Regions from separate parts of the Homo sapiens genome. Here region 2 is linked to region 1. The links are chromatin loops, found by intact Hi-C in ENCODE. Cell type or tissue: ascending aorta. All regions are shown on one strand. Links, peaks and the distances in the headings refer to the core of each region. The heading gives the core; the rest is flanking DNA. Region 1 holds the start of LOC124902109 (a long non-coding RNA gene). Region 2 overlaps KANK1 (KN motif and ankyrin repeat domains 1).

Evidence for each region. Peaks named below come from ENCODE experiments on the same cell type or tissue, not always from the same donor. Only the 100,000 strongest peaks of a DNase experiment are listed, where the experiment ranks them.
Region 2: a loop joins it to region 1, with 3 times the contacts of the local background. A loop is called at or near these places in 2 of 110 quality-filtered maps.

What each region holds. Positions count from the first base shown.
Region 1 is chr9:755,527-771,863 of GRCh38, forward strand. LOC124902109 (a long non-coding RNA gene) reads right to left here and starts at 5,855. Exons shown (of 4, transcript XR_007061394.1): 1 at 5,773-5,855. RefSeq lists a silencer at 5,903-6,197. In ascending aorta, for the core only: CTCF peaks have their summits at 8,681 and 8,885; DNase peaks (open chromatin) are centred at 6,115, 6,495, 6,775 and 8,695; H3K4me3 peaks cover 627 bases; H3K27ac peaks cover 3,568 bases.
Region 2 is chr9:519,292-532,123 of GRCh38, forward strand. All of the region lies in intron 1 of KANK1 (KN motif and ankyrin repeat domains 1), which reads left to right. Among named protein-coding and RNA genes, the nearest start is that of KANK1, 21 kb to the left of the region's middle. In ascending aorta, for the core only: no CTCF peak of the experiment used is centred there; a DNase peak (open chromatin) is centred at 3,550; H3K27ac peaks cover 2,738 bases.

The DNA.
Region 1 (16,337 bases), core at 3,809-11,808:
GTGCCACCATACCTGGCTCATTTTTGTATTTTTAGTAGAGACGGGGTTTCAACATGTTGGCCAGGCTGGTCTCGAACTCCTGGCCTGAAGTGATCCACCCGCCTCGGCCTCCCAAAGCGCTGAGATTACAGGCGTGACCATCACACACAGCCTTGGGAGCTAGTTTCAAGCGGTATTTTTGACGAGTACCGGGGTGAAGCACCAGTAAGGGAAGAATTCCATCTCCAGCCTGTTCCCACTGAGGAGACTGTACCATAAAGCACTAGGGAAATCTGACCTCCACAGCCTTTGGCTTCCAACTGAGGATCAAAGCAAGGACAGGCATGAGTCATAGTAGAGTCCCCTTAAACCCTTAGCTGGTGAGCGTTATTTCACCACAAGCCATGGCTATTTCCTGTGGCCAACAGGAAAAGGCTGCATAGTCATTTCTGAATTCCTGTGGAAGAACTACTCTGAGGCAGTCTTATCAAGCAAGTCTAGCTCTGTCTCTGGGCAGTGACCTGAAGGCATCTCTTCCTTAACTTTGACAGCTGATCCCAGACTAACTTGTCACATAGGAGTTGGACATTGGTTGTGCCATACTAACCCCAGGAGGAGGAAGTGGAGGAACTGACTGAGAGGAGAGGTTACCACTTGCTAATGAAGTTAAGGGAATCCTCATTGCGCAAGGACGTTTCAGCTCTTCTGCCTGCTCTGAAGGTGGAACATGCTGTGGTCATCACTTTGGTCAAACATGAACAACAGCCTTATAGGAGAGCAGGTGGAGCTAATGGGGGAACAAAGATGAAAATCATGTTCAACACTTTTGGAAGCACTGAACATGATGGGGTTAATGAGCCAGTGGTCTGATCCTCCTTCTGCTCATGGAGGGAGGCTGAAATGCCTGACAACCTCTGGCTTCTCCCTGCAAAAACAGAAGAGATCCTGGAGCTAAGATAGGTGACTTTTTTTTTTTTTTTTTTTTTTTTTTTTTTTTTTTTTTTTTTTTGGAGAAGGAGTCCCACTCTGTCGCCCAGAAGACTGGAGTGCAGTGGCGAGATCTCCACTCCCTGCAACCTCCGACTCCCAGGTTTAAGCGATTCTCTTGCCTCAGCCTTCCAAGTAGCTGGGATTACAGGCACCCACCACCACTCCCAGCTAATTTTTTTTTTGTATTTTTAGTAGAGAGGGATTTTTGCCATGTTGGCCAGGCTGGTTTCAAACTCCTGACCTCAGGTGATCCACCCGCCTCAGCCTCCCAAAGTGCTGGGATTACAGGCATGAGCCACCGCACCCGGCCAACATAGGTGACTTGTCACACCTGCTTCAGAGAGAGCCCAGGGCAGGCAAGGCAGTCCCCATTGGAGCTGACTTCCAACCCCATGCATGGCTGCTTCTCTGTGCTGCTTCCCTGCTGAGCTTCAACTCCCTTCTAGGGATGCCATTTTCCTGACAACCAAAATGGCAGGCAGAACCAGCCTCATTTGCTGAGGTTGAGAGGAGGGCGCCTGACACACAGTAGGGTTCAGAACCTGTCCAGTGAGGTGAATTTTGCAGGTTGTTCGTGGCAAATCTTTTTCTTTTTTTTTGAGAGGGAGTCTCACTCCATCACCAGGCTGGAGTGCAGTGGTGCGATCTTGGCTCACTGCACGCTACGCCTCCCGAGTTCAAGCAATTCTCCTGCCTCAGCCTCCCAAGTAGTTGGGATTACAGGCGCACACCACCACACCTGGCTAATTTTTTGTATTTTTAGTAGAGACAGGGTCTCACTATGTTGGCCAGACTGGTCTCCAACTCCTGACCTCGTGATCTGCCTGCCTCGGCCTCCCAAAGTGCTAGGATTACAGGCGTGAGCCATCGTGCCCGTTCATGGCAAGTCTTAAGGCTGTCAGTAACACATCTGAAGGGGGCCGTTATGCCAACAGGAAAGAGACATGTTCTGTGCTTCTCCAGGAGGAAGAGGGTCCAAAGTGCTGAGCCAAAAATCCAACAACTAGCACACATTTAAATGGGCTCCCCCAGGCGGGAATGAGGCAGGGAAGGTTTCTTCAAATAAACAGACACTCGTTCAACTCAACTCCAAATGGGCACCGCCCGCCCCCTGTGAAAGGCCTTGGTAAGGAGTGCGAGAGGTTAGCTGAGAAGGGTCCCAGCCAGCACAGAGGCTACTACTACCTGCAACCCCACCAGTTCCCTTCACTCCTCAGCCTGACCTATCAGCTCTCCCTAGTGGCCAGTGGGAGACATATCCAAGCATGAGCCAGTCTCCCAACAACGTTTAATTTTATTTATTTATTTATTTTGAGACAGAGTCTCCCTCTGTCACCCAGGGTGGAGTGCAGTGGAACGATTTCAGCTCATTGCAACCTCTACCTCCCAGGTTCAAGCGATTCTCCTGCCTCTGCCTCCCAAGTAGCTGGGATCACAGGCAGGCACTACCACATTGGCTAATTTTCTATTTTTAGTAGAGACCGGGTTTCACACCATGTTGGCCAGGCAGGTCTCGAACTCCTGACCTCAGGTGATCCACCTGCCTCAGCCTTCCAAAGTGCTGAGATTACAGGCATGAGCCACCGTGCCTGGCCAACAATGTTTTTAAAACAGGACATAATGGGTTACAAAATTAATGTAACTACAAGCATTTTTAAAAGTTGAATAAATCTGAAATCTTGATTGTATCAGATATATTGATGGTAACATCATTTCATGAAGCTTTGTGTGTGTGTGTGTGTGTGTGTGTTTGTGTATCATCTCAGTCACAAAATAAGATGTGTTTGGGGTTTTTTGGTTTCTCCTTAAGACAGGGACTCACTATCACGCAGGCTGGAGTGCAGTTGTGCAATCACGGCTCACTGCAGCCTCAACCTCCTGGGCTCAAGCGATCCTCCCACTTAAGCCTTCCCAAGTGGCTGGGACCACAGGCGCACTCTACCACACTAGGCTAATGTTGAGGCAGGATCTCACTATGTTGCCCAGGCTAGTCACTTTTTTGTCTGGTAGCCTCATGGTCTAGAAAAGTTTCAACGTTTATAGCAAGTAACTTTTTCTTTCAACATCAGCCTACTTCACTCTTCTTTTTAATTATGTTCGAATTTTTTATTGTAGTAAAACATACATAATATGAAGTTTGCCATCTTTACTATTTTAAGTGTATAATTCAGTGACATGAATTGTATTTACAATATTTTGTAACTAGCACCACTATCCAGATCCAAAACTTTTTCATCACCCATAAAAGAAACTCCATAACCATTAAGCAAAACTGTCCATATCCCCTCCCTCAACCCCGGTAGCTTCAGTTCCACTTCCTGTCTCTATGCCTTTGCCTATTCTAGATAGCTCACATAGGGGAATCATGCAACCGTTGTCCTTTTGTGTCTGATTTATTTCTCTTAGCATAATGTCCTCAAGGTTCATCCATGTTGTAGCACATGTCAGAACTTAATTCCTTTTCATAGCTGAATAGTAGTGCACTGTATGTATATTCTGCCTTTTGTTTATGCATTCATTTGTTATCACCACCTCATCTTATTTTATTTGAGACAAGGTCTTACTCTGTCACCCAGGCTGGAGTGCAGTGGCGCAATCATGGCTCACTGCAGCCTGGACTTCTCGGGCTCAGGTGATCCTCCCACCTAAAGCCTCGCAGGTAGCTGGCATTGCAGGTGCGCACTGCCACGCCTGGCGAATTTTTTGTAGAGATGGGGTTTCACCATGTTGCCCAGGTTGGTCTCAAATGATCCTCCTGTCTCGGCCTCCCTAAGTGCTAGGATTACAGGCATGAGCCACCACACCCAGCTACCACCTCATTTTAAAATAAAGTGAAGCTCAGACTGGCTTCACTACTTAGCGGGAAGGCTGATCAGAAAGAGCAGGCCTCCTGCCTTCTAAGCCAAGACTTTTGCCACTACTCCAAGCTACTGACAAGCCTGCTTTGCCTTGACACCCTTTATTTCATATTCTGTTCCAATTCCAAGTCGTGAAAAATAACAAACCCTTAGCACTTAACCACACAGCAGGCGCTGTTCTGAGTGGTTTGCTCACGTTCCCTTATTTTCTCCTTTCCAGAAACCTATAAAGTAGTTGAACACCATTACTATCCCCTTTTTATAGATGAAGCAACATAAACATCGAGAGGTTAAGTAACTTGTCCGAGATCACACAGCTATTAGTGAGAAAGCCAGGCAGACCTGCACCAAGTCCCTGCACTGAATCACTTCGCCACACTGCCACTCTTGCAGAGAGAAAAGCATTCTTCACCAAAACAACACCGTATTTCTAGTGGTAAGAGACTCAAATTCCAGACAAGAAATCAAATACGGTGTCCTGTAACAGATTAACTTAGGAAGACAAATGTATTCCAAAGGCAAGACTGCAAGTTATACCTGCCTTTACACAAACATCGACGGTCCCAAAATTCTGCATGGGGCTTGTGAGACAGTCTCTTCCTCTGACTATGACAATCTAGGAACAACAGGACAAAAAACAATTCTTCAGGCCCAGAACTGGTTCCCTGACACATTCTAGACCCTGCTTAAGGACACAGAAGTCTGATTCTGGAGATGCCCTTGCTCTTGAAGACCCAACTGTGCAGTGTTCTGCGTGCCTGAGTCCCACGCCCCAGCCTACCATGGCCACCATGGCGGGTTTGGCCAGTACTCTACAAAGCCCAGAAGCATCAGGCACCTGAGAACCATGCCCTTGTTACATTTAAGTCATGTGACTCACTGACTAGGAAGACAGAAACTTCTAGAAAGAAAGCCAAAGAGAATCCACAGCTGCTTTCTGCAAGCCAGATTTACTTGAAAATGCAAGTGATGAGGCTGTCACTCCCACCCTGAGGATGAGGGGAAGGAGGAGGGAGGCTTTGCTGTCTCCCAGAAAATCAACAAGAACACAGTTTCCAGGCGCTGTGGAGAAAATGTATTATTCGGAAGTCTGAGCTCCAAGAGACTCCTTGTCCTTGCAGTGGGGCCATCTGTGTTCTCTAGGTTGTGGTTTTCGCCGGCAAGTCTAAACACTTCCATTGATCGGTCAACAAGAACAGAACTTATTTACCTGCCACAGTACCTCGGGCTGTAGCTCTGATAAGGGCCCCTCAAGGTGCCCTTCCCAAGCGACCAGCCTGCTTGCTTCTGCTATTTCCTTTTTATTCAGGAATGCCTCATGCTACTAAAATAGCAGACAAGGTTTAAATACACTGCTACTTTGTGTGTCTAGCCATTTTAAAAAATTATTTTCAACCTTACCACCAGTATTAACATCTCCTACATCAGAAGAAAGGTGCCACAGGAATCAGGGTGCTACACAGCATAGGGTTTGGGGGACACACTCCTGTGATACTCCATTGTATTAGGGCTCTCCAGAGGAGCAGAACCAATAGGATATATATAGATGTATAGAAAGTGATCGACTACAAGGGACTGGCATATGCAATTACTGAGGCCAGGAAGTCCTGTGGTCTGCCATCTGTGAGGTGGAGGCCCAGGAAAGCCAGGGGTGTGGCTCCAGCCCAGACCCAAAGGCCTAAGAACCAGGGAAGCCAGTGTCTGAGGGCAGGAGAGGATGGAGGTCCCAGCTCAAGCAGAACGGGAACTCTATCTTCCTACACGTTGTTGTCCTATTCAAGCCCTCCGTAGACTGAATGGTACCCACCCGCAGTGGTGAGGAAAGCCTTCTTTACTCGGTCACCAATTCAAATGCTCATCCCTTTCAGAGACACCCACGCAGAGGTGTGCCAGCTTTCTGGGCATCCCTTGACAGTCAAATTGACACATAAAAGAACCATTATACCTTCTTGTCCAGAAGTCTTTGCAGATAACCGTCCATGAATTCTAATGAAGCCTGGGAACCTATCCAGAGCTGGGGCAAGAAAGGATCCATGCAAGTAGGAAACTAGCAAAACCTGCAGGCTCCAGCATCCTGCCAGTCATCTGCAGACCCCAGAGGGGTCCACAAGCAAGTGCTCAACAACACCGTCCTAGTTACATTCGGGTCATGTGGCTTCTTGACCAGGAAGAGAGAAACCTCTCAAACAAAAGCTAAAGAGAATCCACAGCTGCCTTCTCCAAACCTGTTACAGCTGGAAAAGCAAGTGATGAGGAAATCACATGAGCTCATGCTTGTGAAGCACTCTGTACAAACAGGCACTGTGGAAGCATTCACTATTTTGTTAACGATAAGGTCATTTTTTTCCTCGAGGTCAGGTTGTTCATTCCAGTTTCACTCACTGGCATCTCTCCCCAGAGCACACAGGCACTCACACAAAAATAACTGTCTTCCTAGTTATCCCACAGGTATGGACAATCGCTGGTACGACCATTGGATTGTCCACTGCCTTGCTGAGTTCCAGCAGGCTGCTCTGATGGGGAACAAAAAAAAAAAGCAACCTGTGGGCAGCGAGGAGGTTTTTCTAGGGAATCTGCGTAGACTGTCTTTGTCAAATGTGGGAAGGAAAGGGGTCCTCCCAGGAATTAGGATCTGCTGCGAGGTTGTGCCAGGGCATCCACGCCTGCGTTTCTCTCAGTGTTGGCCTCGCTGATCCCACCATCCCTCCAGGTGCGCTGTAGAACTTCCAAGACTCATTGCCATGAATATGTTAGCTAGGTGGTCGTCAAGTCTACAGGTTCTTCCTCCCCACAGCTCTTGGGTCCACCCTCTTCCACTGCTGCTAACACAGTTCAGGGCACCATCATTTCTTCTGGACTGCTGCAAGGTCATCAGAACTGGTCTCCCCAATGTCAGCCCTGCCGCTTTCAGTACAGTCATGTTATTCCCTGTTGAAAGCCACTCAATGGCTTCAGCTCGGTCTGGCATGATGAAGCTTCCTCCGTAATCTGGGTTCAGCTCCATCACACTCCTCCCACACCTCCAACTGAGCTAAACCAAAATGCCACAGGAGTTCCTGACCTTAAGCCCTTGTGTCACTCACTTTATTATTCATAGTTTGTCCCCAGTGTTGCAACCAAGAGCTGAGGCTCCTTGGGCTCTCTCATTTTTGAACATCAAATGCAGGTCTCCTTTGCCATGCAATGTGACTGTCTGATTCACAAGAGCATGGCCCTGCAAGTGTATGCCAGGTGGCCCTACCCACATCAGCAGATACATTGGCAGACAATCAGGATGGATCAGGACAATCTCTCTGAATACATCCATCCATTTGGAAGGAAGGCAATCAAGATGGAGATTAAAACCAGCTTAACATGGAACTAGAGAGGCAAAACAGCCTCCCTTGTGAGGTTCTGAGTTGTAGAGTAGGAAGGTGGCATGTCCTTGCCTCACTACCCCTTCGTTCCCATTCGGTGGCTGACAGCTTCTGTTTCTCATTTCTTATTAGACTAAAGCTTGACTCTTGCTCTGCTGTTTCTTTTCATTGATGAAGCTTAAATAACCAGTAATCACAGCATGCAAAATAGTGTGCACCAGACTTCATATAGTTAAAGTGAGAGTCTTCATTTTTGAAAATATGCTCCAGGCAACTTTGGAAAAAGCAGAATTACTTCCTCTTGTAGGCCACTGGACAGACCCTACTTCGTCCTAAAGTAAGGTGAAGGCCAAAAGACGGGCTTCCAGGGCCAACTACACTACACCTACCTTTTGCCTTAACTTTATTCACTTGTGGGCAACATCAAAAGATGAGCCTATTTTGGGGCCGGCCGCAGTGGCTCACGCCTGTAATCCCAGCACTTTGGAAGGCCGAGGCGGGTGGATCACGAGGTCAGGAGATCGAGACCATCCCGGCTAACACGGTGAAACCCCATCTCTACTAAAAATACAAAAAATTAGCCGGGCGTGGTGGCTCACGCTTGTAGTCCCAGCTACTCGGGAGGCTGAGGAAGGAGAATGGCGTGAACCCAGGAAGCGGAGCTTGCAGGGAGCCGAGATTGCACCAGCGCACTCCAGCTTGGGCGACAGAGCGATACCCCGTCTCAAAAATAAATAAATAAAAAATAAAAAATAAAAATGGAAAGAGAACTACTTCTTTCAAAAACTAGGTGGAGGTCGGACACAGTGGCTCACGCCCGTAATCATAGCACTTTGGGAGGCCAAGGCAGGCGGATCACTCGAGATCAGGAGTTCGAGACCAGCCTGGCCAACATGGCGAAACTCCCTCTCTACTGAAAATACAAAAAAAATGAGCTGGGCATGGTGGTGGGCGCCTGTAATCCCAGCTGTTCCGGAATCTGAGGCAGGAGAATCGCGTGAGCTGAGGAGGCAGAGGTTGCAGTAAGTGGAGAGGGCACCACTGCACTCCAGCCTGGGCGACAGAGTAAAATAAAAGTAATTTTAAAAACTAAGTGGAAATTAAATGAAATTTAATATTAAATGTTTCCAAATAAAACATTATAATTTATTAAAATCCTTTTTAAAAAACTTTAAAAATCTTTTTGAAAAAAACTTTCTAAAAAGCAATTTAAAGGGAATCTTTGCCTTTTACAGTATTGAGTCCACTGCTCTTTTCCTTTCCTCTTTCGTTCTTTAATTCCTTCATGTCTCGCAATAAAGGAAGAAACACGTACAGTTTGGGCATATATCTAGTTGCACATATCCTGGCCCTAGTGTAAAAGACCACAGGGTTTACAGGAGCGCGTAGCCTTTTCTTAATTTAAAAGAATACAGGACGCAGGAGAGAACCACACCCCGCAGACCCAGGCGTAGCGAGTTGTCTGCCCTGTGGCACTCTGTCACCTAGTGTCTGAATCTGCATATTGCACTCTCCTCGATATCCCTTGGTCTGCGAAGGATGAAGTTCCTTCCACCATACGGCCACCGCCATCACCATCACCTTACGACCAACCCCAATGCTCTGCAATGGAGAACAAGCGCCACCATGTTGCAGGGTTCCAGAAAGCAGCAGCTCTGGAACCAGACAGACCTAACTTAGACTCCTAGCTTCCCGTTTACCAGCCGAGACTTTGAGCAAGGGACTTTACCTTTTTAAGCCCTAGTTTCTACATCTATAGAATATGGATGGTAAAAATGCCTGTCTCTAGACTTGTAACCACTGAGCTTCTAGAAAGCCAAATGGGTATGATGTTATAAACATTAAATGAAATATCACAGATAAAGTGCCTGCAAAGCATAGATCAGGCTGGGTGCAGTGGCTCAGGCCTATAATCTCAGCACTTTGGGAGGCTGATGCAAGCAGATCACTTGAGGTCAGGAGTTCAAGACCAGCCTGGGCAACAGGGTGAAACCCCACGAGGACTAAATTATGTTTTTTTATCTTGCCCAAACTCCTATCTAAGGGGTCTGGGGCATCACGCCCTACAAATCACAAATTCTCATCAGATGGGTTTTAATTAGCCCTATATATTGTGACTTACTTTCCAAACTGACTCTGGCATAACATGAGACAAGGGAGAAAATCAAAATATTTTACCCCAAAACATGTTCGTCATATTTTGTAATGGCCCTGCAAAGCTGTTCTGTATAGGGGAAAATTTGCATCTGTAAAGAATCTATTAACACAGCTAGATCCTTTTCTTCCAGACCCTCCCAATCCTAAAGAGATTAACTAAGATCTAAATAAGAAACATTTGTCATCTGTTGTCTCTAAGGGCAGCACTATGAGACTTCAAAACAACTTAGGTCTCCACAATCTTTATCTTAACCTGAACATTCCTTTTCTATGAATCCCAGGTCTTCAGACAAACTCAACCAATTGTCAAAATACTTAAACTCACCTATAGCCTGGAAACCCGCGCCCCACCCTCTCAACCCTTTGACTTGCCCCCACCTTTCTGGACTAAACCAATGTAGTGCTCAAATGTATTTGATTGATGTCTCTTGCCTCCCTGAAATGTATAAAACCAAGCTGCACCCTGTCCACTTTGGGCACATGTTTTCAGGACCTCCTGGGGGCTGTGTCACTCATATTTGGCTCAGAATAAATGTCTTCAAATACTTTACAGAGTTTGACTCTTTTCGTCGACATGCTCTAAACCTTGCCTCAGTCTCTCCCTCTGCCTTATGCCCCTCAAATTCTTTCTTCTGAGGTGGCAAGCACTGAAGTTGCTGCAGACCCATACAGATTCGCTGCCAACATCCTGACCTGTCATTTTATGGGTAAGGAAACTAAACTACAAGGTCCTTAAATGGTCTCTCCACAGTATTAGCCAAACCTGAACAAGATCCCAGGTGTTCCGAATTCCCATCCAAAAGAAAAGGGGAAACCCAATCCCGTTTCCATCTCACCCAGGATCTATTGTCTTCCCAAAGCACTTTACTTTCTTTCCTGCCCAGCTGTTGAAATATCAAACTGTACTAAGATTTTGGCCATGATGGACTCTGTTCTCTGCACACTAAGACATTTATCTTCCTGGTCATCATAAATATTAATAAGTAATATTTGTTGCTGTTTACTGAGCAGTGTGTAAGCATCCATATTATTTAATGGAAGTTTTTCTAGCTGTGTTTTAAAGTTGCAGCATTTGAATGAATGAATGACTTCTGAGCCAAAGTGAGAAAAAACAAACAAGACACAAATGAGTTTTTTCTAAACTATTTTTCTCCCCGAAATTAGCTCTGCTACTTTGCACAAGTCTCCTTTCCTAAGATCCAGCTTCTCATCTGTTCAATGCGGATATGAACATCTACAAGTTTATGGTAAAGTTTAAAAGCACATTTGTCTGATACTAAGTAGCTAATAAACAATCGTTACTGTCATTACCCCAGTTGGCAATTTGAGCAGGGCTTCACAGGGAGTTTGGGTGACAGGCGATAAAGTAAAGGACATTATGGAAAGTCTGAAAGAATGTAATAAGGATAATATATTTTAGATGTATTTTTCTCTTTTATATTTTGTAAATGACTTTTCCCCTAGTAAGCCTAAGGTGATTCTTATGCCTCAGGGAGGTTTGAGACTATTATAGGAGGAATGTAAATAGAAAAAAAAAAAGATAGATCTAGTTTTTGATTTCCAATTTGAGTTCCTAGAAAAACTGAGGACTGGGGGTGGCTCCGGCAAGATGGCCAAATAGGAACAGCTCTGGTCTGCAGATCCCAGCAAGACAAATGCAGAAGGCGGATGATTTCTGCATTGCCAACTGAGGTACCCTGGCCATCTCATTAGGACTGGTTAGACAGTGGGTACAGCCCACAGAAGGCAAGCAGAAGCAGGGTGAGGCGTTGCCTTACCCTGGAAGCGCAAGGACCCAGGGGCCTCCCTCCCCAAGCCAAGGAAAGTTGTAAGGGACTGTGCTCTCTGGCCCAGGTACTATGCTTTTCCCATGGTTTTTGCAATCTGCAAATGAGATCCTCTCATGTGCCTACACCACCAGGGCCCTGGGTTTCAAGCTCAAAACTAGGTGGCTGTTTGGGCAGACACCAACCTAGCTGCAGGTTTTTTTTTTGTACCCTGGCAGTGCCCGGAACCCCAGCGAGACAGAACTGTTCACTCCCCTGGAAAGGGGGCTGAAGCCAGGGAGCCAAGTGGTCTCACTCAACAGGTCCCACTCCCATGGAACCCAGCAAGCTAAAAACCACTGGCTTAAAATTCTTGCGGCCAGCACAGCAGTCTGAAGTCCACCTGGGACGTTCGAGTTTGGTTGGGGGAGGGATGTCCATCATTACTGAGGCTTGGGTAGGTGGCTTTCCCCTGACAGTGCTAAGGATGCCAGGAAGTTTGGACTGGGCGGAACTCACCACAGGACTGCAAAGCGGCTGTGGCCAGACTGCCTCTCTAGAGTCCTCCTCACTGGGCAGGGCATCTCTGAAAGAAAGGGAGCAACCCAGTCAGGGTCTTACAGATAAAACTCCCATCTACCTGGGACAGAGCACCTGGGGGAAGGGGCAGCTGTGGGCGCAGCTTCAGCAGACTTAAACGTTCCTGCCTGCCGGCTCTGAAGAGAGCAGCAGATCTCCCAGCACAGCGCTCGAGCTCTGCTAAGGAACAGACTGCCTCAAGTGGGTCCCTGACCTCGGTGCCTCCTGACTGGGAGAGACCACCCAACAGGGGTCGACAGACACCTCATACAGGAGAGCTCTGGTTGGCATCAGGCTAGTGCCCCTCTGGGATGAAGCTTCCAGAGGAAGGGCCAGGCAGCAATCTTTCTGTTCTGCAGCCTCCGCTGGTGATACCCACGCAAACAGGGCCTGGAGTGGACCTCCAGCAAGGTGCAGCAGACCTGCAGAAGACAGTCCTGTTAGAAGAGAAACTGACAAAAAGCAGTAACATCAACATCAACAAAAAGGATCCCCACACAAAAACCCCATCCAAAGGTCACCAGCCTCAAAGATTGAGGGTAGATAAATCCACAAAGATGAGGAAAAAGCAGCGCAAAAATGCTGAAACTTCCAAAAACCAGAATGCCTCTTCTCCAAATGATTGCAACTCCTCTCCAACAAGGGCACAAAACTGGATGGAGAGTGAGTTTGACAAATTAACAGAAGTAGGCTACAGAAGGTGGGTAATCAACTCCTCTGAGCTAAAGGAGCATGTTCTAACCAAAAGCAAAAAAGCTAAGAACCTTGATAAAATGTTACAGAGACTGCTAACCAGAATAACCAGTTTAGAAAAGAACATAAATGACCTGATGGAGCTGAGAAACATAGCACAAGAACTTCGTGAAGTGTACACAAGTATCAATAGCCAAATCAATCAAGTGGAAAAAAGGATCAGAGATTGAAGATCAACTTACCGAAATAAGTTATGAAGACAAGATTAGAGAAGAAAGAATGAAAAGGAACGAACAAAGCCTCCAAGAAATATGGGACTATGTGAAAAGACCTACAACTGATTGGTGTACCCGAAAGTGAAAGGGAGAAAGGAATCAAGTTGGAAAACACATTTCAGGATATTATCCAAGAGAACTTCCACAACCTAGTAAAACAGGCCAACATTCAAATTCAGGAAATACAGAGAACACTACTAAGATACTCAAGAAGAGCAACCCCAAGACACATAATTCTCAGATTCTTCAAGGTTGAAACGAAGGAAAAAATGTTAAGGGCAGCCAGAGAGAAAGGTCGGGTTACCCACAAAGGGAAGCCCATCAGTCTAACAGCAGATCTCTCTACAGAAACCCTATAAGTCAGAAGAGAGTGGGGGCCAATATTCAACATTCTTAAAGAATTTTCAACCCAGAATTTCATATCCAGCCAAACTAAGCTTCATAAGCAAAGGAGAATTAAAATCCTTTATATACAAGCAAATGCTGAGAGATTTTGTCACTACCAGGCCTGCCTTACAAGAGCTCCTGAAGGAAGCACTAAATATGGAAGAGAAAAACTGGTACCATCCACTGCAAAAACACATCAAAATGTAAAGACCAATGACACTATGAAGAAATTGCATCAATTAATGTGCAGAATAACCAGCTAGCATCATGATGACAGGATCAAATTCACATATAACAATATTAACCTTAAATGTAGATGGCCTAAATGCCCCAGTTAAAAGACACAGACTGGCAAATTGGATAAAGTGACCCATCGGTGTGCTGTATTCAGGAGCTAAGACCCATCGGTGTGCTGTATTCAGGAGACACATCACACGTGCAAAGACGCACATAGGCTCAAAATAAAGGGATGGAGGAATATTTACCAAGCAAATGAAAACCAAAAAAAAAAGCAGAGGTTGCAATCCTAGTCTCTGACAAGACAGACTTTAAACCAACAAAGCTCAAAAAAGACAAAGAAGGGCACTACATAATGGTAAAGGGATCAATGCAAGAAGAGCTAACTATCCTAAATACATATGCACCCAATACAGGAGCATCCAGATTCATAAAGCAAGTTCTTAGAGACCTACAAAGAGACTTAGACTCCCACACAATAATAGTGGGAGACTTTAATACCCCACTGTCAATATTAGATCAACGAGACAGAAAATTAACAAGGATATTCAGGAATTGAACTCAGCTCTGGAACAAGTAGACCTAATAGAATCCTACAGAACTCTCCACCCCAAATCAACAGGATATACATTCTTCTCAGTACCACATCTCACTTTTTCTAAAATTGACCACATAACTGGAAGTAAGACACTCCTCAGCAAATGCAAAAGAACGGAAATCATAACAAACAGTCTCTCAGTCCACGGTGCAATCAAATTAGAACTCAGGATTAAGAAACTCACTAAAAACCACACAACTACATGGACATTGAACAACTTGCTCCTGAATGACTACTGGGCAAATAACAAAATTAAGGCAGAAATAAATAAGTTCTTTGAAATCAATGAAAACAAAGACACAACGTGCCAGAATCTCTGGGACACAGCTAAAGCAGTGTTATGAGGGAAATTTATAGCACGAAATGCCCACATCAGAAAGCGGCAAAGATCTGAAATTGACACCCTAACATTACAATTAAAAGAACTAGAGAAGCAAGAGCAAACAAATTCGAAAGCTAGCAGAAGACAAGAAATAACTAAGATCAGATTAGAACTGAATGAGCAAGACATGAAAAACCCTTTGAAAAAAATCAATGAATCCAGGAGCTGTTTTTTTGAAAAGATTAACAAAATAGATAAACCGCTAGCCAGACTAATACAGAAGAAAATAGAGAAGAATCAAATAGACACAATAAAAAATGATAAAGGGAATATCACCACTAATCCCACAGAAATACAAACTACTATCAGAGAATACTATAAACACCTCTACACAAATAAACTAGAAAATCTAGAAGAAATGGACAAATTCCCAGACACATAAACCCAAGACTAAACCAAGAAGTTTAATCCCTGAATAGACCAATAACAAGTTCTGAAATTGAGGCAGTAATTAATAGCCTACCAACCATAAAAAGCCCAAGAACAGGTGGATTCACAGCCAAATTCTACCAGAGGTACAAAGATAAGCTGGTACATTCCTTCTGAAACTACTCCAAACAATAGAAAAAAAGGGACTCCTCCCTAACTCATTTTATGAGGCCAGCATCATCCTGATACCAAAACCTGGCAGAGACACAACAAAAAAAGAAAATTTCAGGCCAATAGCCCTGATGAACATCAATGCAAAAATCCTCAAAATACTGGCAAACCAAATCCAGCAGAACATCAAAAAGCTTATCTACCACGATCAAGTTGGCTTCATCCCCGGGATGCAAGGCTGGTTCAACATATGCAAATCAATAAACATAATCCATCACATAAACAGAACCAATGACAAAAACCACAATTATCTCAATAGACACAGAAAATGCCTTCGATAAAATTGAACACTGCTTCATGCTACAAACTCAAACTAGGTATTGATGGAACATCTCAAAATAGTAAGAGCTATTAATGAAAAATCCATAGCCAATATCATACTGAATGGCCAAAAGCAGGAAGCATTCCCTTTGAAAACCAGCACAAGACAGGGATGTCCTCTCTCACCACTCCTATTCAGCGTAGTATTGGAAGTTCTGGCCAGGACAATCAGGCAAGAGAAAGAGATATAGAGTGTTCAAATAGGAAGCCAAATTGTCTCTGTTTGTAGATGACATGATTGTATATTTAGAAACCCCATTGTCTCAGCCCCAAAACTCCTTAAGCTGATAAGGAACTTCACCAAAATCTCAGGATACAAAAATCAATGTGCAAAAATCACAAGCATTTCTATACACCAATAATAGACAAACAGAGAGCCAAATCATGAGTGAACTCCCATTCACAATTGCTATCAAGAGAATAAAATACCTAGGAATACAACTTACAAGGGATGTGAATGACCTCTTCAAGAACTACAAACCACTGCTCAAGGAAATAAGAGAGGACACAAACAAATGGAAAAAAAATTCCATGCTCACGAATAGGAAGAATCAATATCGTGAAAAATGGCCATACTGCCCAAAGTAATTTATAGATTCAATGCTATCCCCATCAAGCTACCATTGACTTTCTTCACAGAATTAGAAAAAACTACTTTAAATTTCATATGGAACAAAAAAAAAGAGTCCATATAGCCAAGACAATCCTAAGCAAAAAGAACAAAGCTGGAGGCATCATGCTGCCTGACTTCAAACTATACTACAAGGCTGCAGTAACCAAAACAGCACGGTACTGGTACCAAAACAGATATACAGACCAATGGAACAGAACAGAGTCCTCAGAAATAACACCACACATCTACAACCATCTGATCTTTGAGAAACCTGACAAGAACAAGCAATGGGAAAAGGATTCCCTATTTAATAAATGGTGCTGGGAAAAATGGCTAGCCATACACAGAAAACTGAAACTGGACCCTTCTTTACACCTTATACAAAAATTAACTCAAGATGGATTAAAGACTTAAACCTAAAACCTAAAACCATAAAAACCCTAGAAGAAAACCAAGACAATACCATTCAGGACATAGGCATGCACAAAGATTTCATAACTAAAACACCAAAAGCAATTGCAACAAAAGCCAAAATTGTCAAATGGT
Region 2 (12,832 bases), core at 298-8,297, 240 kb before region 1:
AGTGTTCTGAGTTTCTCTGAACTTCCAACTTCTCAGGATCTGCCACAAATTTGCAAAAGGTGGTGTTGAATATTTTTCCTTCAGAAATTAAGTTTTTAATTCTTGTATATTTTCATAGGAGTAGCTATGAGAGGAGTCTTAACTTTGGGTATTGTTTTTCTTTGGCTTCTAGAGAAAAGTTTGAGAGGTCTAGTGATTTTCATTAAGTTCTTTTTTAAGCAATCATTTGTGAAACTATTCACATCCTCAGATCTTGGTAAGATTTCCATGCAGAGCCTAATACTGAAAAGCTAAAGAAGAACCTGGACTTTTTGGAATGATTTCGACCTCTCATAAAATCCCAGACAATTACATTTCCTTATTTTGCCAGGAGACTGGTATGCCAGTTAAGTTTATAACCTCGATCCTTGTTTTATCCTCCATCAGTTAGAGATTAATTACATGCCTTTGGAATGGTGAGCTGTTGAGCCTTGTCGTCTTTGAACCTACTATTGTTCTCAATAAGGTCTTCTAAAGGTCAGACAAACAAGTCATTTAGATTTTTCTCCTCCCCTTAAAGCATGCATTTATAAGGCAAAAACTTAATGATCATTCATTCCATTCCATTGATCATTAAAACAGCTTTAAAAATGAAGTGGTTTCATTACTCATATTAGTCTAGTTATGCTCAGTGACTTAAAACAATACATTTTAATTTCTAGACTTAATGAGCCACTCCACTCTGGGACATACTTATGGCAGAGGGTAAGAAAAGAAATGACCATAGCCGGGTGCGGTGGCTCACACCTGTAATCCCAGCACTTTGGGAGGCTGAGGTGGATAGATCGCTTGAGCCCAGGAATTCAAGACTAGTCTGGGCAACATGGCAAAACCCCATCTCTACAAAAAATACAAAAATTAGCCGTGTGTGGTAGCACGCCCCTGTAGTCCCGGCTACCTGGGAGGTGGAGGTGGGAGGATCACCTCAGCCTGGGGAGGTTAAGGCTGTAGTGAGCTGTGATCATACCACTGCACTCCAGCCTGCTTGGTAGAGTGAGACCCTGTCTCAAAAAAATAAATAAAAATTAAAAAGGAAGTGACCAGTTCATTCATAGTTATTAACACTTCTGCTTGTGTGTCACTTCTACTCGCCTTCACTTGGCTGAAGAAAGTCATATGGCCAGGCCTGCCAGCAATGTGGTAGAGAAGTGTGGTTAATTCTTCCATCTGGAGATGCTATAAGTCACGTGACAATGGGGGATATAATCCTCTTTCAGGGAGGTTAGCGAATAATTGAAAACAATATAATCTAACATAATGGAAGACTATATTTAACTCAAAAAATTTAATGGCCTGTGTTCTGATTCAGAAATAGTTTTTAGAATTGGTTAAATCTGCACTTTGGGTTTTATTTTGAAAAGATTATGCCTCAGAAATCTGCCTAGATATGGAAAACAGGGTCTAGTTTTTGGACAGGACTGATTAATCTTTTATGAATTGGAGAGCTGTACCAACAACTTGGTAACTTTCCATTAGTTGTTTCCCATGGCTCCAGATCTGTATTTTAATCAAGAAGTTACACTTCTTCCTCTCTTGACTTTTATATCTTGATTTTGCATGCATTGTTAGTATCCTATTGGTCAGATGATTTTTGTTTAATTGCCTGATTTAATATGGTTTTGGCAGCCAATTAACAGTGGATGCTACTGTCAAGAGAAGGGTAGAGATGGGGCCTTTTGACAGAAATAAAATTTATTAAGGCCTCATCAGTCTGTCTTGGTATTTTTCTTTCAAAAATGAAACTGATGAACTGTTGCTGATGTTCTTACTAGGAAATTTCTGTCTTATATAAAAGATATGAAATCGGAATTCTTTGAAGCAAGATGACAAAATAAAGTCATACATTGCTGTGAGGAACAGAACGTTTGTGCCTCAATTGGTTATTCACCATCTACATGTTGAGATTCTTTTTGTGGGGGATCTTGGCCATTTCTGCATGTTCACCCTCACACTCCTTTTTATGAGGTGTGGGGGCCATCTACTTAGGCAAGAGTCTTAGGTAGCTTCTGTAATTTTTATGAGAAAGCTGAAGTCTCTTCTGCTTGGTTGACTTTTAAAAAGTAGGTGCACCAAGCCTCAGCTGGTGTCAGACTGCTGCACTTGGGGTTCTTCCTGAGCTCTTAACCTGCTTCCAGCTCTTAGTGAAAACTTGTTTTTGGGAGATGGTGTTCATTCATGAAATTTCATCAAACACTGGGCACTTGGAATTCTCTACTTTCTTTTCCCTCCAGATTCTTTTTTTTTTTTTTTTTTTGGAGACAGAGTTTTGCTCGTCACCCAGGCTGGAGTGCAATGGTGTGATCTTGGGTCACTTTAACCTCTGCCTTCTGGGTTCAAGCGATTCTCCTGCCTCAGCCTCCCGAGTAGCTGGGGATTACAGGTGTGCGCCACCACGCGTGGCTGATTTTTGTATTATTGGTAGAGATGGGGTTTCACCATGGTGGCCAGGCTGGTCTCGAACTCCTGACCTCAGGAGATCCACCCACCTCAGCCTGCCAAAGTGCTGGGATTACAGGCATGAGCCACTGTGCCTGGCTCAGATTCTTTTATTGAATGAACGTCTACTATGTCTTCAGCTTCCATTATTTAGAAATAGAGAAGAGTTTAAGAAACAGCCACAGGCAGCTCATACATGGTGATCCCTTTTGCCTCTCTCAGTGGCCCTTTTTTGGAGAACTGTTAGAAAAGTTGCTGTAGGCCTTGGTATTAGAAAATGTTGGCACATTTCTTGGGAAAATGTTTGATTTGTTGAATAATGTAAATATTGTAAGAGATTGTGATTTCCTCATTGCTTTGACCAAATTTATATCCCACTGTTAAAAAGAAATGGAGAATTTCATGATGGTTATTTACTAATTTAGGTCTCATTTTACGATTCTGTTTTCCCTTTTGCTGAATTTATTTATTTTTAAATTAAAGGTAAATATAGTTACATCTAGTTTTGAAAGATGCCGCAAGTGTTTTTGGACCAAGGTTGGGTACAGATACATATATCGTGGTTCCTTCATGCAGTTGAAAGTTTTAAGAGGACTCTGTGTGGGGGAGTGCACATACACACAGCTGGATAGCACTCCTAACGCTCCTTTCTGTGCTCACTCCGTCTCTTTCATGGTTTTCACAAGCAGAGCATATGCTCTGTGGCATACTGGGGGTACTCAGTACTCTGTCTCAGTGCTGAGACTTGGAGAAAGGCATTCTTTTTGAGCCCTTTTGCTCATGAGGAAGGGGGTCCTGGTGTACCCCAGGGTTTGTTCTCCAGGCCTGGGACCCACAGTGGGGTTGAACTGGCAGAAGGCAAAGACCATAATGGTTACTTCTGCAGGGACAGATCTGGAAGGGACTTCATGCTGACTTTTGGGTTTTTAAGTTGGTATTTTCTGATGAGTGACTTTGGTATCTCATAGAATTCTGTAAACTCTAATGCACTCCTTAAGCTTAGCAATGTGTGCCTGCCTGTGCTCTCCTGACCACCAGCCTCTGACCTACCCTGGTTTTCACTTCATTACTCCTCCCTTGGTGCTGACAGCTCATGGGAATTAAGCCAGAATTGGCCCAAAAGCTAAATGCCTGCACTGCTGAGCTGTGGTTTCCCATGAAAATGCCTTCCCTGAGTTAATGTTAGCCTTTTGCTTGTATTGATGGATAATGCAAAACATGATCATCTGTAAGGTCTCAGTTCTTGATCTCTTTTCTGTAGACACTCATTCTCGTGGTGACCTCATCTTCTCTCATGGCTTTAAGTGTGGTTGATATTCCAATCATTATCACATTTAGGTCTCCAGCTCTGACTTTTTTCTCCAGTTCCACTCTGTAAGGCCCAACTCCTTCCCCAGTATCTACACCCGAGTGTGTGGTGGCCACCTCAAATTCAACGTCACCCAAACAGAATTTCTTATTTCCCCCAAACTCCTTCTCCCCACAGACTTCTAGTGGTAAAACCCCTAAACTTTGTAATCATCTTCACTCCCCTATCTCATACACCCTACCTTTAATTCAGTAGCAAATCCTGTTTCACCTTCAAATATATGTAGAATCTGCATCGTCCTCCCTCTTTCCACTGCCACCATCCTCTCTCACCTCAATTACTGCACTAGCCTGATACCTGGACTCTCTGCTTCCCTTGCAATCCATTCTCAACAGCCATCTTTTAAAAACAAAAGTCACATTGTGGCACTGCGTAGACTCTCTGTTGGCTCCTTGTTTCTATGGGAGGAAAAGTTTTTACAGTGAACTCCATGGCTGTCCTTGCCCGGTCCCTTGTTATTCTGTAGCCTCTCCTGTGCTCGCCCCCACCTCTGCTCTTCCACAGGTGTCCCTTTTGCCTCCCTTAGGGCCTTTGCACTGGCTCCTTCCTGGGGCTGGAGTGCTCTGTCCTCACCTCAGTGAGGTCCTTGCTCAGATGTCACCATGTCAGTGCTGTGATTATTCAGAGTTATAACCTGTCTTCTCCTGGCACTCCAGGTCTCTCTTAATCCGCTTGGCCTCTTCTTTTTTTTTTCCATATCAAAAATTAACCAGTATTATTATGGAATTTACCTATTATATTTATTGTTTATTTTCAGCATATCCCAGTAGAATACGGGCTTTTCCAGGGCAGGAACCTTTAGCTGGTTTGCTGGTTGGTGGTACATCAAGCTCCTAGAACGGAACTGGAAACGCAGAAGACACTTAAATAGGTATTTGCTGTTAAATGAGCTGCTGATAAGGATTTACTATGCTGTTCAGAACCCATTATGTGAGGAAATATATATTTCAGTTCACTGTTAGGAAAACGTTTATTTCCTTGATGAACAGGGACTCCCAACTTACCTGATTCCCTCTTCTGCTTTGGCTACCAGGATGCCAGGAACTAAGTGTCATGCTCAGTTGTGAAAGTGATTGGCTTCAACTTGCTGGTGAAGTAATACAACCCTTCCCTTCCTTTCCCTTTTCCCCAGCCTTTACTTGATTAAGTCGTTCTGTAGTTTTTTGTTGTTTTTTTTTTCTTGACAATAACTCTGCCTTTTATTGTTTGACTTTTCAAGTAACTTTTTGGAGTGTATGTGTATAAGAATTCAAGTCAATCTTCAAAGGAAGAGAATTCATTTATTACAGAGATTTGTTTATCTTAGCTTACGGCTGGTTTTATTTTAGCTTTGGCCAGGTTGGCACCATTGTTTCAAGTAGTATGTCACTTATTGTGGGGTTTTTTGTTTGTTTGTTTTTGAAACTGTGTCTTGGCCTGTCACCCAGGCTGAAGTGCAGTGCTGCGATCTCAGCTCACTGCAACCTCCGCCTCCCAGGTTCAAGCGATTCTTTTGCCTCAGCCTTCCAGGTAGCTGGGATTACAGGTGTCCACTACGACACCCGGCTAATTTTTGTACTTTTAATAGAGACGGCATTTCACCATGTTGGCCAGCTGGTCTCAAACTCCTGACCTCAGGTGATCTGCTGGTCTTGGTCTTCCAAAGTGCTGGGATTATGGGTGTGAGCCACCGTGCCCGGCTCGTTACTGGTTTTGATCAGTGTTCTGAAATAGTAATTTTGGGTATGCTGTCTCTCTACAGGCTTCTGTTTGATTGAATTTCATTTATACAGGTATTAACATGCTTGTAAACTACTATTGTCTATTGCTTTATTGCTTTGGTTAGTCAATCCCAAACTCTTGCTGCCTTTTTTTTTTTTTTTTTTTTTTGAGGCAGAGTCTCACTCTGTCACCCAGGCTGGAGAGCACTGGCTCACTGCACCAATCTCAGCTCACTGCAACCTCCGCCTCCTGGGTTCAAGCCATTCTCCTGCCTCAGCCTCCCAAGTAGCTGGGACTACAGGCATGCGCCACCACACCTGGCTAATTTTTATATTTTTAGTAGAGACGGGGTTTTGCCATGTTGGCCAGGCTGGTCTCAAACTCCTGCCCTCAGGTAATCCACCCACCTTGGCCTCCCAAAGTGCTGGGATTACAGGCGTGAGCTACTGCTCCCAGCCAACTCTTGCTTCTTAAACCCAAGGACCCTGATTTCTGACAGAATATGTATACATACGTGTGTGTGTGTGTGTGTGTGTGTGTGTGTGTGTATTTATTTGAGACAGAGTCTTGCTCTGTGGCCCAGGCCAAAGTGAAGTGCAGTGGCATGATCTTGGCTCACTGCAACTTCCACCTCCCTGGTTCAAGCGATTCTCATGCCTCAGCCTCCTGAGTAGCTGGGATTGCTGGGATGCGCCGCCATGCCCTGCTAATTTTTGTATTTTTTTAGTAGAGATGGGTTTCAGCATGTTGGCCAGGCTGGTCTCGAACTCGTGGCCTCAAGTGATCTGCCTGCCTCCGCTTCCCAAAGTGAGGCATACAAAAAGCCGTAGAATTTCATATTTTTGAGCTGGCCAGATTTGTCAATGGCTCTAATAAGTGTTGCATTTTTATTTAAGGAGGCATGTGGTGATGTTAGCCCTGTGATATAGGAGAATAAGCAGCAAAGGTTGGGCTGGTTTCCCTGCTCCCCTGGCTGCCGTTTCTCCATTAGAACTGGAATTGGGGATTTCACAAGGACCTCTTGGAAAACTTCACAGTTAGTTTTAAAAAAAAATGCATTTGTCACCCAGAGGATCAATATTTTTCTAAAATTTCTAAAATAAAGGATCAGTTTGTTTCTGAAATTTGGTTACCTGAAGCCATTGACAAATTAGTTGTTTCTTATTCAGGTTACTTTTAATTGAGTTGTGCATGCAAACCCACATGTATCCCTCTCTGCCTCTGAGGAGAATGGGGCCTTTCTTGGAGAACACAAAAGTAGGAATTCTGATTTTATTTTGTGATCTTAGTCACTTTACAATTATAAAAATTTTGGAGCTAATGAGAAACCTGAAAAATTCTGAAGTCTTCAAGGAGTGTGATCCTGGTGCTGTCTCTCAGGCATTTCTCCCAGAGAACGGGACGGCAGAGCAATGACTGTTCCCCAGCCCACAGGTAGGAGCTGGTGGGCAGCACCAGCAGCAGTAGACCTAGAAGTCTTAGACTTAGATGTGATTTGAAATATGGCTTTTATTATGGGAGCAGCACACATAAGACCATCATTGGTTCTCATATGGGAAAAACCCTTGAATATTGGCTCTAGGACAGATTTTAAGGCTGGGTGTGGTGGCTCGTGCCTGTAATCCCAACACTTTGGGAGGCCGAGGCTGGAGGATTGCTTGAGGCCATGAATTCAAGACCAGTCTGGGCAACCTAGCAAGACCCTTTCTGTACAAAAAAATAAAAATTACAAAAAATTATTTAAATGAAATTTAGCAATGTTTTATGTACGTGTCTTCTCATACTTCAAAAAGTCAAGTTGTTCTACAAAACCGTCCATGAAAACAGTAGCTTTCTGCCCTGCTTTTCCCACCTGATTCCCTCTCCTCAGAGGAATCTCTCATCTATCTTCTGATGTTGAACCATAAGAAAATGCTGATATTTGACTGCTTTAGATCTGTGAAAATGACTGTATCTTGAGAAAGCATGCTTATCATGTCATTTCTTGATTTTTTTAAATTCAATTTTGGATATTTACTTTCCTCACACTGTGGAAGATGAAGATATAACTCTTATGACTTCCCCCAACACGTCTCTTCTCCTGCTGTAATATTAATATGATTTTTGTTTGATTAATATATAATGTTTATAGTATTATTTAGACTGGAAATAATTCACAGCCAAGACATGTAATTTAAATATTTCCTTCCTCATACAGCTTTTGCCCACCCAGAGTTAATCATTGTTTTGAGTGCTTGTTTTAAGTACCTGTCACTGACTCATTCCCAAACTGAAGCCTAACCTTCCTTTCTGTGTGTTTGCACACCTCAGGGTAGCTGTCCATTCATCCTTTCTTCCTGAAGGCGTCCCTTCTGAAGTTTCCAGGCCGTTCTGTACCTTCTCTCTGTTTCTCTTCCCTGGATACTATGGTATCCTCCTCCTTTGTGGTTTCTTTTGGTCTCTGGTTTTTGTGTGTTTTTTGTTTGTTTGTTTGTTTGTTTTTGAAATGGAGTTTCACTCTTGTCGCCCTGGCTGGAGTGCAGTGGCGCGATCTTGGCTCGCGGCAGCCTACGCCACCCAGTTTGAAGTGATTCTCCTTCCTCAGCCCCTCAAGTAGCTGGGATTACAGGCAGGCGCCAACACACCCAGCTAATTATGTATTTTTGGTAGAGATGGGGTTTCACTATGTTGGCCAGGCTAGTCTTGAACTCCTGACCTCAGGTGATCTGCCCACCTCTGCCTCGCAGAGTGCTGGAATTACAGGTGTAAGCCACTACACTCGGCTGCTCTCTGGTCTTGGTAGAGAGCATTGGCCAACAGCTTCTGCACAAGGTTACAAGGGAGATAGTCTCCTTGAGATTTGGCATATCTAAATTGTCTTTTTTTTTTTTTTCTTTTACCTTCACACTTACTAGTTTGGCCAGGTGTACAGTTCTAGTTTGAAAGTCCTTTTCCCTCAGAACTTTAAAGAGATTGTTCCCTTAAGTTCCAGCTTTTTATTAAAAAAAAAAAAATAGAGTTTCCCCTCACTTCTCTTTAAAAGTTTTTAGGGGCGGGGCGCGATGGCTCATGCCTGTAATCACAGCACTCCTGATCACAAGGTCAGGAGATTGAGACCATCCTGGCCAACATGGTGAAACCCTGTCTGTACTAAAAATACAAAAAATTAGCCAGGCGTGGTGGCGGGCGCCTGTATAGTCCCAGCTACTCGGGAGGCTGAGGCGGGAGAATGGCATGAACCCGGGAGGTGGAGCTTGCAGTGAGCCGAGATCGTGCCACTGCACTCCATCGAGCCTGGGCAACAGAGCGAGACTCCGTCTCGGGAAAAAAAAAAAAAAAACTTTTTAGGATTTTTCTTTTTGTCCAAGTATTCTGATTGGTCTTTTTGCATTCATTTTTCTGGGCACACAATGGCCTTCTCAAACTGGGAACTTAATGTTTTTCAATTATTGGAACATTTAAAAAATTATATTTAGATAACTTTCCCTCTTTTCATTGAATTTGCATTTTCTAATGTTGGTGGTCCTTCTGGGCAATCCTCTGATTATCTTACCTTTTTCTCTCCTATTTTCTATGTCTTGGTCTTTTTATTCCATTTTCTGGTGGATTTCCTCAGCTTTACCTTACAACCATTTTACTGAATTAAAAAATAACTTTTTTTTTTTTTTTTTTTTTTTTTTTTTTGAGACGGAGTCTCACTCTGTCACCCAGGCTGGAGTGCAGTGGCTTGATCTCGGCTCACTGCAGTCTCTGCCTTCTGGGTTGAAGGTTGAAGCAATTCTCCAGTCTCAGCCTCTCAAGTAGCTGCGTTACAGGTGCCCGCCACCATGCCCAGCTAATTTTTGTATTTTTAGTAGAGACCTGGTTTCACCATGTTGGCCAGGCTGGTCTCAAACTCCTGACCTCAGGTGATCCAGCCGCCTCGGCCTCCCAAAGTGCTGGGATTACAGGCATGAGCCACCATGCCATTTTCAAGCTAATATGTCTCAATTTTTTTTTCTTTGAGGCAGGATCTTATTTGTAAGCCAGGCTGGAATGCAGTCTTATGATCACTGCTCACTGCAGCCTTGACCTCCTGGGCTTAAGCAATCATCCCACCTCAGCCTCCCGAGTAGCTGGGACTACAGGTGCATACCACCACGTCCAGCTAATTTATTATTTGTTGTAGAGATAGGGTCTCACTATGTTTCCCAGGCTGGTCTTGAACTCCTGGACTCAAGTGATCCTCCTGCCTTGGCCTCCCAGAGTGCTGGGGTTACAGGTGTGAGCCACTGTGCCTGGCCCATGGCTCAGATTTAAAAGATGTAAAAGGTGTATAGTGAAAAGCCACCCACTTCCTGTACTAGCTACCATATTCTCTCTTTACAGGCAACTGGTATTCCTCCTTCCAGAGATAACTCTGTTAATATATATATATATACACACACACACACACACACATATACACACACACACAGACACACACACACATATATACACTTTTTTTTTTTTTGAGACGGAGTCTTGCTCTGTCGCCAGGCTGGAGTGCAATGGCGCCACCATGCCCAGCTAATTTTTGTATTTTCAGTAGAGATGGGCTTTCACCATGTTGGCCAGGATGGTGTTGATCTCTCGACCTCGTGATCCACTTGCCTTCGCCTTCCAAAGTGCTGGGATTACAGGTGTGAGCCACCGCGCCCGGCCTCATACATATTTTTAAAATGTGTGTATATGATCATATTCTCTCTCCCTGTGAAATCACAGATGATAATAGACTTCATATATTGTTATGCATCTTTTTTTCATAGAACCATGTGTCTTCAGACTGCTCCATGTGGAGGTATGGGTTTCTTTTTAAAATCATTTTAAAGAGCAGCATAGTATGATTTTAAACTCCATATTTTGTTTAATCAGTTTCCTATTGATTTGCTACATCCAACAATGCTGCAAGGGGTAACTTTGTACGTGTATTATGCTCACACGTGATAGTGCCATGTGTGATGAATATGGAATTACCAGGTGAATGCATATGTGCATTTGTACTTCTCACAGATGTTACTCCAGCTGCCTTTCATGGAAGCTGTGCTAACTTATGCTCTCACAGGCAAGGCATGAAAGCACTTGTTTCTTTATATCGTTGCCAGTACAGTATGTTATGACATTTCTTAATCTTTACCAATCTGTTAAGTAAAAAATGGTATCTCATCTGTTTTTAATTTGCATTTCTCTTAGGAGAATGAGCATATTTTCATAAATTTATAAGAGCTGTTTGTATTTGTGTTTCTGCGAACTGTTCATATCCTTTGCCATTGGGCTGTTACCAAGTTGTATGACATTATACCTAAGGGAAATAAGCCCCTCATGTGATAAGAATTGGAGTTGTTTGCAGTTTGTTCATCTTTTGATTCGGGTTATATTACATTTTTCCATGTTGGTGAATTTATTAGCAGCTTATTTTAAAGTCTTTGGATTTAATATCATGAAGAGAAAAAGGCGTTCCCCATCTTAAAATTATTATTTTTAAAATGTCCAGGGTTTCTTTTGGTACTTTTGTAGTTTCAATATTTTTATATTTAAATTATTTATCCATATTGAATTTATTTTAGTACATATGGATCCAAGTTTACTTTTTTTCCCAGATGGCTACTGGTTTTCCCAGTCATTTATTAATAGTCCATTTTCCCTCTGACTAAATCCCCCATGCCTATGTGTCTGTTTCTTGACTTCTGTTTCTTGACTTCTGTTGTGTTGCTCTGCCTAGCTCTGTGATGTTGAGCTATTCATGTTTTAGTTGTGACACTATTCTAATTGTTAAGAATATGTTTGTATTAGGGAGGATTGGGCTTGTATTAAATATTTTATTGTTGATGTTAATTGTCAGTTTTGTAGTGGTATTTAAAAATGAATTATGTGGCTGGGAGCGGTGGCTCATGCCTATAATCCTAGCACTTTGGAAGGCCCAGGAAGGTGGAGTGCTTGAGCCCAGGAGTTCAAGACCAGCCTGGACAATATGATGAAACTCTGTCTCTATGAAAAATACAAAATTAGCCAGACGTGGTGGGGCATGCCTGTAGTTCCAGCTACTTGGCAGGCTGAGGCTGCAGTGAGTCATGATTGTGGCACTGCACTCCATCGTGGGTGACAGAGTGAGACAACATCTCAATAAAATAAAATAATTTTAAAAAATGAATTATGCAAACTTTAAAGGAAACTGATCATATTTTATGTAACTCAAAGAATGTTTAGGGACCTAGGCTGGTAAAGGTCAGAGTTTTCTAACTCAAGGTTTGCTTCCTTTTTTTTTTAAATCCCTCCAATGAGGGGGAAACAGATGCTAAAACAATAGTGAGAAGTACTTAATTGGCTGGGTGTAGTGGTTCATGCCTATAATCCCAGGACTTTGGGAAGCCCATGCAGGAGGATCACTTGAGGCCAGGAGTTTGAGACCAGCCTGGGCAACAAAGCAAGAACCTTCCCTCTATAAAAAATACCCAGATGTGGTGGTGCGTGCCTATAGTCCCAGCTACTGAGGAGACTGAGGTGCGAGGGTTGCTTAAACCCAGGAGGTGGAGGCTGCAGTGAGCTGTAATTGTACCCCTACACTCCATCCTGGGTGACAGAGTGAGACCCTGTCTCAAAAAAGTAAAAATAAAGTAGTACTTAATTTGGGATCAAGATCGGCTTACAAATCAGAACATTCAGGCTTGAGGAAGAGAAAAAGCAATTAAATAGGTCAACAATTGCAAAGCAAAACTCAATTTGAGAGTTGGATAAAGAGATTTGATTGTGGGGACTCTGTCATTTGAGATGCAACTCTTGGTCCAGTCTCAGGTGATGAAAATACAGCATCAGTAGTTAACTGGAGTACAGCAGCATTGGTGCCTTTCTTTCTGTGAAAAAAGTCTTTATTTGCCTAAGATGTAGAAAAGAGACTGTAGTGAACCAGAGACCATTTTATTCTGAACTGTGGCAGAATAAAACGCCTTCTGGCGTCTGTCCTCACTGTTACTCTGAAATAGCCCATATATCGGGAAAAAATGTGGCTGCTTCTGTGTGTGTGTGTTGTGTGTGTGTGGGCCAGATTGTTGTTGTGTTACATTGTGATACCAAGAGAGAAGAGAACTTTTGTCTAGATGCTCACCTGAGACATCCACCTGGCCTCCAAGCAGCATGCACATGAGTGAGGAATTTCAACAACTTGTTTTTTTCCTGTAAGATAATAAGTGTAAAACATTCATTGGACATGAGCACAAACACAGAGGCGTTATAGACTAGACTGTAAAATCGTCTGTGGGCCACTCTGAGCCCCTGTGGTCAGTCCTTTCCTTG